Regions from separate parts of the Mus musculus genome. Here region 2 is linked to region 1. Evidence: chromatin loops called from intact Hi-C (ENCODE). Cell type or tissue: gastrocnemius. All regions are shown on one strand. Links, peaks and the distances in the headings refer to the core of each region. The heading gives the core; the rest is flanking DNA. Region 1 has its middle 67 kb from the start of Gm30158. Region 2 overlaps Map2k6 (mitogen-activated protein kinase kinase 6).

Region 1 (5,381 bases), core at 82-5,081:
TTATTTTTGAGAATTTCATGTATGGGTACCATATGGCTACTCAGTAATGTGTAAGAGTCTCCCCAGGGATAGCACAGACCATGAACACCCAACATGGACCTTGGGCATCACCGCAGCCTGTAGCATGGATCATGGATACCAGCATGGTCTCCAGGAGTAGCACAGACCATGGAGGGCTTTTGCATAGGCCCAGTCCAGGAAATGAACCATCTTCCATCTTGGACATCACTCTATTGCTCAAAGCCAGGGCAATTGTGCAGCTGCACTGGCAGCACATTCAGGGGCAAACCATGCTCCAGTGTATATATGGACAACACAAATTAGTCAATGTGTTCATTTCTCCTCCTCCTCTTCCTCCTCTTCCTCCTCCTCCTCCTCCTCCTCCTCCTCCTCTTCCTTCTTCACTTTCAGGGAGGGTACAAAGGTAAGATAGTGGAGCTGAGAGGACTGGGAAGTGAATGTTATTGGTGTGCATTATGTAAAATTTCCAAATAGTTGATAAAAAAGTAAATAAAATACCACATGCGCATGCACACAACACACACACACACACACACACACACACACACACACACACACACACACACACACGAGTTTCCAACGTGACACTGGTTTTGAGATACTGAAGGGGTTATGGAGAGAAGCTGAGGCTTGGCGTCATGAGAGTCCATTGGTGAAGGAGAAGCCTCCGATGCAGTGGAAACCCTAGGATTGAAGGGGTCATGGAGAGAAGTTGAAGCTTGGCAAAATGTGCCAATTTTGGTGTTCCTAAAGAGTAGCCAGAAGATTATTGGTATAGGTAAAATTTGTGAATACTCCAGCATATTGAAAATGCCAAGTCTATGGAATGACTGTGAAGGATAGCAGCAGCTATGATGTAGAGATAGCCCAGGCCTATCCAATGAGCTATGTGTGCCATGAATTGCCGGGCTTGAGAGGGGTGCTGCCAAAGCCTGTTGGAGCCCAGAAGATTCAGAGTGAATAGTAAATGTCGGATGTTGAGCTTCAGGGTTTGGTCCACACTGTTGAAGCTTGGTTTCATATGTGGCCTGTTTTTTTTTTTTTCCTTTTTGAAATACAAAATATATAATCTAAGTTTTATTTTATGGGTTAAATAAAATAAATAGTTAGGTGACTTTGGGGCCTTCCAGAAACTGGATGTATTAAATATATTTAAGTATTTATATATTTTTATAAATATATTTAAATATATATGTATATTACATAGTCTGAATGAACTTTTAAAGAGTGTGAGACTTTTAAAACTACTGTTTTATATTGTGCTGTTGATATTAATATGTGATCATGGTGATAAACTACAAAAAAAGCAAGTTTATAGTTTAATAGCAATATACCAGTCTGCCAAGTTAACGAGAAGTCAAACGTCTTAATCAGATATTTGTTAACATGATATATGATGGAGCTAACTAAGTATAGGAACTTCAATTGCAACAATACCTCCATCAGATTGGCTGTAGGCGAATCTGTAGGGTATTTTCTTAATCAGTAATTGGTATGGGAGGACCCAGCTCACTGTGGGTGATGTCACTTCTGGGCAGGTAGTCCTGGGTGGTATAAGAAAAGCAGATGAATCCATGGGGAGCATGTCAGTAAAAAGCACGCCTCCATGCTCTCTGCCTCAGTTCCTACCTCTAGGTTCTTGCCTTGACTTCTTCCCAATGCTTTCCTCTGTGATGGGCTGTAAACTGTAAGATCAAGTTAATCCCCAGGCCCCACAGTTGCTTTCACTCAACGTCTAATCACAGCAATAGAAAGAAAGCTAAGATAGTACCATAGGAAACATGTGTTGTTTTCATGCACAGTTGAATCAGAGGTTAACCGTGTGCAACCTAAAACCTAGCTAAGACCTTCAATGAAGTGTCTCTTTGTTCCTGCATTCTTCTTTGCAGGTGGGTGTCATTCACCAACTGGCACTTGACATAATTTAATGATAGCTTCGCATGATAATGGCTAGTCTCCTTTTCTGTCTCCCAGACACAACAAAATGCAAAGCAGACAAGTCGGTTAGGGCCTGGCCAGGTATCATTCAGTGCACTACTGTATAACCACCCCTTTGCAGTCTTTGCATGGTTCAGACATTCTCTCCAAAATTCCCCTTCAAGTCACAGCAAGCTTTTCAAGCAAAATACTGAGAGAGAATGTAACACTGCGCAGTCCTCTTCAGTCAAGCCAGAATGTCTGGGATCTCTGAATATTATGTTTACAAAAGCAGCGTGGGCAACTTCCTGGCCCTGGTGGAGAAAACTTGCAGACAGTTGACTTCCCAGAAGTCTGCAAACGGACAAAATGCTTTTATTTCTTATTCAAAGGCTGTAGCTTTTAATTAAAGGTTACACCAACTGGGACCCCAGTATTTGAGTATTTGTTATGCTGTGATTTCTCCATCCAGTGCGTTGCTTAACTTTTTAATGTAATAACCACCAGAGGGCGAAAGAGATCACATTTCAAAGGACTTAAAGGCCTGTTTCAGCCAGTAACCCAATCAATGATGGTAAATAGTCCCACTGGATGGAAAACCCAAGGCTGAGCACACAGCCTGTCTGCATCAGCTTCCATGCTAAACACAGCATGTTAAACGTGTTTAAGGCAGATTTATGTATAAAATCTAAGCAATCAATTTCAGCAAACTAATTCCCAAAGTACAAAATATTCAATAAGGTCTCCCCTGGCCATACTGCTTTAGATGCGACATCTAAGTGGAGAGATGTTACATACCTACATACGCAAGCATATTCTTTTGCTTTGCATGGGCCAGACTTCCACACCTTATCTTTATTAACAACACCTTCTTTCATTCTGAAATCACCTGGATACCCCATCTATATTCACAGATTATCTATGCTTTAGGTACACAGAGAGGACTCTGAAGGAACTATACTCAATATTTTCCTTTAGTTATCTTTCATTGGACAGCCTGATTCATAGCTAGACATACCCTACATAGCCACATCACTAGACATCACAGAGACTTCTCAATATGCTCAGTACCATCCTACCCCACCCACACACCTAATTCTAGTGACCTAACACATTCAACCATGGAAAGGCATTAAGTTGTACCTTGTCCTTGACAAAGAAGAATAAGATATAAGTCTTTGGAGGAGAAGGGTTCAGAGGTAGAAATTATCAAGGAAGTGATTTCACCGCCCTAGGCAAGGCAGGCTTTTCTTCTACCTTTGGCATAAAACTAAAGAGAAAAATTTCTTCCTTCAAAGGGGCATTTTAACAACTGAAGTGTTCCAGGAAGCCAGGATCCCATTGTTAGGGTAAGCTTTCCAATGACACGTCTGTTTAGGTAATGTCCAGGCTGCATTTTCATCCTCTGGAGATATCAGAATTGGAGTAAGTATTTTTAGCACTTGAGAGAGGAAGGAGAACGTGTTTGGGTCTGAGTTTGGTTTCACCATTTAGTTCGGAGTTGCATAACCAAGGAAAATTGCTCAACATCTTTAATCCTCCGGTTTCTGGGGGCTAGAGAAGTGGCTCAGTGCTTTTAAAACATTTGCTGATCTTGCAAGGGACCTGAGTTCAGTTCCTAGCACCTTCATTGAAAGGCTTACAAATGCCTTAAAAGTTCTCCTGAACATCTTCCTTCCAAGTCTATCACATACACTATCACTTTGGTTTCTAAGGGAAACATCAACTCTTCAGTTGTTAAAATTTCTCATCCAGTGTGAATAAACAACAAAAACCAACAGCGAGTAGGTAAATAGATAGCTGCCTTTGTCCAAGAACACATAGACAGACACAGACATACGAGCAAACACACAGACAGACAGACAGACATGCGCACAGACACACAGACACACTTTACAGTATACAGTGGCTATATTCGAGTGACTTGATTTTTGTCTGGTTTCCATTTAACTCCTGAGGGGGGAAAATGTCAACTCCACAGATGTCTTCAGACAGAAGATTTTAGAGCCCAGAGGACTGTGAAGTTTCACCTTATCATATATAGCACCTGGACCTACAGAGATTTTGCAAGAGACATTACTGTAATCCAGAAAGATCAAAGGCAAATGAGTCATTTGGACAGTCCAGTTTCAGATGGAGACTTCAGAATAACATTCAAAGATAAGCCATACAAATTTAAACCCCTGGGGATTGTTTATTTATTTGTGTGTTATTGTTATTTATTTGTGTGTGGGGAGGGGCACACATGTACATGGTGGCACGCATTCATGTAAAAGCTAGAGGTCAAGGTCAGATGTCTCTGTCACTCTTCACATTATGTTATGAGGCAAGACCTCTTGCTGAACTTGACCAGCTTGGCTGTCCAGTGAGCCCCTGAGGTTGTCCTGGCTCTGCCTGCCCATCAGTGAGGTTACATACAACACTTGTTGTTTCTCCTGGCTTTTCACATGGAGCTGGATATTCAAACTCAGCTCCCCATTCTTACACGCCAAGTACTACCCTGACACAGTGCCTCACACCAGTCATTTTTTCAAAAAGGAAAATAAAAGTTAATTTTCATTGTTTCTTCTTCTTTAACATGCATCCTTTACATCCTTGTCTGTAGGTGGATGGTAACCATCCACAAGATTTAGGCTCTTTTAAATCCCAGAATGTTTGCTTATGCTCCATGCTTAGATTGTACATTGGATGACAAAACTGTTTCCTTCTGTTGGATATGTTTCAAGAACTGGACAGAGCAATTTTGCTTACTTTCAGTTAGCTAGGACTAATTACAGCCCTGTATCCAACTAGGAGGAAACTATTCTTTGTCTTTAAGAAAGAGGAGGTGCTAGTGGTGGAAGCCCATGTTCCCTAGAATTGTGAGATCTGATATTTGGTCTATGAATGAGCTAATTTCTCTTCAGTGTTACACAATGTTGAGTAGGAAAGTTAAACTTAGTGTTTGTATCATTGCCCTTTAATGTTTGAGTTAGCATGTGCTGCTAACTTCAGATAGAGGATATTTACCAGGTGGTAATGATCCTTGAAATATAATTCCTTTTGCTTAAAATACCGAAAGTAAATAACACAGAAAGCACAGTGAAAAGGGATAAACTACAAATACACACACACACACACACACACACACACACACACACACGACACTACTTAAGGGGCACAATGACCAGGACGTGTGCCCTATTTGTGATAATGTGACAGAGGAGAGGTAAGAGAGGAGGGTGGTCAAGATTAACATATGGAGGAAGCCAATTAACATAAAGCCGCTCCCCATAAGAGTTATATTTAAGGAAGCTAGACATAAGTATAGGAGGAGGTGGGTGCTATTAAAATGACTAATAAAAACTCTCACTCTCATGGCCAAATGCCTTTTGAGGTCCTAAACTTACCTAGCTCTCTCTAGCCTGTTTCCATTCTCTCTCTCTTTCTCTCTCTCTTTCTCT
Region 2 (5,381 bases), core at 147-5,146, 940 kb after region 1:
TTCCCAATGGTAGCTACTCTGTACCTCCATCCCACAGGACATTTCTCAACGTCTTTGGTTGTCACAACTAGTTGGCGGTATCTGACAGCGGCAGAGGATGTTGCTAAGCATCCTTCAGTGTGCAAGCCTGTCTTCCACAACAAAAGCAGTCCAGTTGGAAATGCCATTGGTGCAGACACCAAGAGGGCAAGAATACTTGGACTGTGGGTAATTGGCTGGCCCTCTTTAAAACCCACTTGCTCTACCCTTCTCCCAATTGGAATGCAGTCATAAGAACCATCTCCACGAGGCTTACATGACATTTGTTTATATTCCCATCACGACTACCTCATGCCTCCTATCTCTGTCTTCCATCTTCCTAGGAACAAAAGGTTGTCTAAATTCAAGTATCAGTTTATCTGAGAAATAAGTGCAGAAGAAATATCCTCTGGGGACATTGTTACCTCACTTACAAATCCTAGATTTTTTTTTTTTTTACATATACAGAAGCCTCAAATATCCAGCTATTATTCAAAGCAAATCTGAACCCAGAATTCTCCTCCCTTGGTTAAACAATTTAACTTCTTAAGTCAATAAAATAACACAAATAAATACAACACTAAAACTACACATAATATTCAAGGGATTAAATAGGATATCTGAGGGGCCAGCAAGATGGTTCAGCCGGTAACAGGCACTTGCTGCCAAGCCTGGAAATCTGAGTTTGATTCCTGGAGCCCATAGAGTGGGAGAGAACAGACCCCCGTAAGTTACCCCCTGACCTCCATCAGTGCACCACGGTATCAACCAATGACCTCCATGGCAGCACTGATGTTTGGCCCCTGTTTACTGTATAATAGAAGGATTCTTTCTTCCTGGCTGGCTAAAAGCTCTAAAGATTCATTGTGGCATCGCAGAGAGAATCCCAGACCTTGTGCAGATTAGGCAAGCACTCTATGACCAAGCTACATCTTCGGTCCCTGCCTCGGCTTTCAAGTTTTAAGTAAAAGCAACCATGAGACAGGACATTTTTCTCCCCAGAACGTTTGCAAAATTTGCAAAATTTCCTCTCTGCTTTGATCCATCTTTAAAAAAATTTTTTTTCAGGAAAAATCACTTTAGTTGATCAAGCACAAAGTATTTAAGATCTGTCAGACCTCAGAGGCTGTGTTCAACTGCCCAGTAAGCTACCCCTTGACTTACAGCCCCTAATCAGAGGGAAAGTTTGCCCCCGACTATAGAATTCTAACAAAAGGGTCTTTCACAGCGGCCAGCCATGGTAATGATGCCTGTAATTCCAGCACTCAGGAGGCTGAAGCAGGAGGGTTACAGAATCAAAGCCAGCCTGGGCTACAGAGAGACTTTTAGGACAGCCTAGTATATATATAGTTAAACCTTATTGAAAAAGAAAGGAATAACAGAGGGGGGCAAGAGGTTAGAGAAGAGGGAGGTAGAGAAGGAGGGAGGGAAGTGGAGAGGGAGAAGGTGAGGGGGGAGGAAGGGAGAAAGGAAAGAAAGCAAGCAAAGGAAGACTATTTGTTAAATTAGTATAATGGATATAGCCTATTCCCTCCATATCTTAAATCAAAAACACTTCAAAAGAAGCACTAAGAATAGTAAAATACCCAAGATAAAGTTGGGGTGGAAGCAAATTTTCCATGTTTAGTAGAAAATGTTTGAAACTCAATATAAAATAACAACCTCGGAGTTCAAAGGTACACCACTTTCCTCTTGGATGGGATCTGGCTTTTGGATGTTCAAGTGGCTTGTCATTTTCAAGTGTGCAATTAGCTAACTTCTCTAATTCCTCTTCCAAATGCCACAACACAGGCTCCTGACCATGGCTGGCACGACAAACCCAATCCACGCTGCCTTGAGAATTGCCAGCTTGCAGTTCATGCTGACCAGGAGCTCTCTGCCTATTTGAGCTCCCCCACCCCCATGTCCACCCCCACCCCCCCGATCATTTCCAAGAAGGGCTATTTGGTGCAGTCCACAGAATAAAAACACAGTGCGCCTCCGAAGCCATACATTTGTCAAAAGATAAATAAATACCTACTGCCTCTTTTACTTTCCTGTTCTGAACAAACAGACAATGCTTAATCGACTGTTTGATTTTTAGCTACTCTGAGTCAGACAGTATTGACATCTGGACGGGCCTCCAACACACTTGGGTACGGCACCAGGCTAGCCGGCTGGGCACTGAGACTCCAAAGTAGGCCTGGAGGAAATGCAAACATAAGTCTAACTATTCTAGCAGCAGGCAATGTATTCTAGTGGCTTGCCTGTGTCAACACATGTGAAAAGGTTAGAGAGAAAACTACTGGGCCAGAGAGCAGGCTCGGGACATAAAGTGCTCACCCCATAAGCATGAAGACCCAAGGTTGACCCCCAAAACCCACATAAAAAGCCAAGAGCAGCAACACACACTTCTAATCTTAGCTCTGGGGAGGTATGGATAGGAAAATCCTTGGGCTTCATGACTGGGCAGCCTAATTGAATAAAAGACCCTGCCTCAAATCATGAGGTGGTCATACTCAAGAAAGGACGCCTGAGGTCGGCCTTGGCTCCCCTCACAGGCACACACACCATCTATATACCACAAGAGCATACACAGCATATGTGTATGAACACCTATATATACTCAAACACATGTACAATATATATACATTATACAATATGTATACATTATTTATATATACATATGTATATATAGTGTGTATTCCATATAGATATGTGTGTGTTTATGATCTATCTGCTAAGATCTTATTTTTAAAAAGGAAATCATATTAAGCCTTCTACAAGACTAGACTATAAGAACTTTCTATTACAAACATGAAAAAACAAGGCCTTTTGGTCATGTGGTGGTTTGAGAGATGTACGTACACACACACACACACACACACACACACACACACACACACACACACCATAGTCTCACACGTTTCAATAGTTGGGCTGTACTCGGTGGCACTGTTTGGGATGGTTTTGAAGGTGTGTCCTTGCTGGAGGAAGTATACCACAGGGGATGGCTTCAAGAACTTAGGGTCTCACCCTACTCCCGGCTCACTCTCTCTCGGCTTCCTGCTTGAGATTCGAGACATGCGCCCTTGGCTTTTTTTGCTCCAGCTACCAAGTCTGCTGCCTGCTGCTTGCTCTGCCTCCCCGATGATAGACTTATCCCTCCAAACCCATGAACTCTTTCTTCCATGTTTCCTTGAGTTTGGTCTTTTATGTAACATGTAACTAATACAGGTCAGTACGGCCCACCTTGGAAGTTCCTTAAAATCTCAATGATAAAAACATGTACTGGGGAAAAGAAGCAGCCTTCGGCTGTGCTTTTTTTAAAATAAATACATAAAGGAGGTATTTTTAAATTACTGTTTCTTTGTTTTTGCTCTGAAATACTTCAAGATATGGACATAGGCAAAAGACTCCAAAACCACAGAAAATAATCCCAAGAGCTGATGAGTGGGATTACATGAAATTTAAAAGTTTCCATGCAACAAAGTAAATCATTATCAGAGTGAAAAGGACAGCCAACAGGAGAAAAATCGTTGCCATCTATACACTGGACAAGGATTCGCTTCCTCTACTACATAATGGTACATTTTAAATGCCCAGATAAATAAATCTTCCAACCGATAAACAGGCTAAGGGACCAAATAGGTAACTCTCAAAAGAAGAAACGGGAATGGCCAATAAACACTCAGGTCTCAGCCTGCTTAGCTATCCCAGAATGCCAGAGTAGCAGTACTTTGAGATTCCATCTCATCTCAGCTTGGTGCCTCTCGCCTCTAAAAGGGACAGAAAGAATGCACAAGCCAGAGGTCAAGGAGAGAGTCGTGAGGTACTGGGTTCTGCCAGAGGTCAGGGAGAGAGTTGTGAGGTACTGGGTTCTGCAAGTGGCACGGCTTTTGCACACACCCACTTATAGCAGCAAGAAGACCTGAGGAACAAGACATTCCAGTGTGGCTGTGGAAGGGGTCCCTGGGAGACCCCACCGCTCGTGGGGGGACCTGTGTAGTTAGTGGCTGCAAAGGGAGGGGGGTCACTCTTGTTTGAAGACCAATGGCACTAACTGGACTTAGGGGTTGTTCAGGAGGGGAGAGGGCGCATTTTTATGAAAGATGCCCAACAACACTGTCCTAGAGCCCAGTACTCCAGTTCTCTCTGGTCTTTCGGCCAAAATTAAAACTCAGAATAAGCCACCAGGGTAGCCTTGTAAAACACTAAGGGAAAGCACCAGGATGGGGATGCGGATGCAGATGGGTGAGCACCAAGTACCGGTCCAAGAGCCTTAAGCAACCAAGCATTGCCCAGTGTCATCACGGTCCCCAGTAAAAACTGTATTTGGAACACCACGTCCAAAGGAGCAAGGAGACCAAAGGTGTGTTGCTTCGGTATCCTCTGTACCTCGGGGCCCTTCCCAGGTCTAGGTCAATTCACGCAGCGAGTCTGAGCAGGAATGACTCCCTCCACGAGACACAGCTGGAATCAGAGCCAGCTCTGACCCACCCACTCGCTCGAAGTTTCCATCTGCTTTCACAGGATAGCTGTCTAAACTAACTGGGTTCCACTCGGGCTGCCCTCTTGACATCCTCCTCCCAGCTGCATCCGCGGCTGCCACTACTGTCACGTGACGACGCTAAGCATCGTGGCCGCGGTGCAGACAGAAATCATGTGAGTACCTGGAAGATATTGTGTCCTCTTTTATCCTCTCTGACTATACTAGTCATTTCCTTCTCTCTCCGTGCTCCAGCCCTCTTTGGATTAGCCTCCAAACCCCCGGCAGTACCTATTATGCCTACCGGGACAAGTCCATCCACAGATAACATGGGTTCTGCAGAAGGCAAAGTTCTGCAGGACTTGGAAGCATCCGGGAAACATTCTTGAATGTCCAACAATCTTCTTAGTCCCAGAGACTCTTGACATCTATCCCCCACCCCTAGCTTTCCAGTAGGCCTTGCTAAACTTTGGCTCTATGCTGTAGTCAATATCCAACTCCTTACAGCTGTTACTGGAATAAAATACCATAATAGAACATGACTTAAAAGAGAAATGATTTATCTCGGCTCACAATTCTAGGCTACAGTCCAGCGCTGCAGGAAGTCGTGGCAGCGGGAACGTAAACCTTATTCATTCGGGTCTAGAGCAGAGAGAAACGAACGCATGCGTGCTTCGAGTACATAACTCCATTTCTCCCTCATACAGTCCGGGAGCCAAACCCTGGCAATGGCACCATTTCCTCTTAGGCTAGATCCTTGCACATCAGTTAACATAATCAAAGCAATCCCCCACAGACTGTCCACAGGCCAACCTGTTCTAAACAACAGAGACTCCAGATTGTACGAGGGTGGAAGTTAAACTAACTGACCATCACGAGGTCCTAGAGAGAGGGG

What was found. A loop is a pair of places that touch in the nucleus more often than their neighbours do. Peaks named below come from ENCODE experiments on the same cell type or tissue, not always from the same donor. Only the 100,000 strongest peaks of a DNase experiment are listed, where the experiment ranks them.
Region 2: a loop joins it to region 1, with 4 times the contacts of the local background. A loop is called at or near these places in 9 of 42 quality-filtered maps.

The regions. Positions count from the first base shown.
Region 1 is chr11:111,443,048-111,448,428 of GRCm38, reverse strand. No RefSeq gene overlaps it. Among named protein-coding and RNA genes, the nearest start is that of Gm30158, 67 kb to the left of the region's middle. In gastrocnemius, for the core only: a CTCF peak has its summit at 2,449 (motif pointing right); no DNase peak of the experiment used is centred there.
Region 2 is chr11:110,499,920-110,505,300 of GRCm38, reverse strand. The region is part of intron 10 of Map2k6 (mitogen-activated protein kinase kinase 6); the gene reads right to left. Among named protein-coding and RNA genes, the nearest start is that of Gm39446, 26 kb to the right of the region's middle. In gastrocnemius, for the core only: no CTCF peak of the experiment used is centred there; no DNase peak of the experiment used is centred there; H3K27ac peaks cover 477 bases.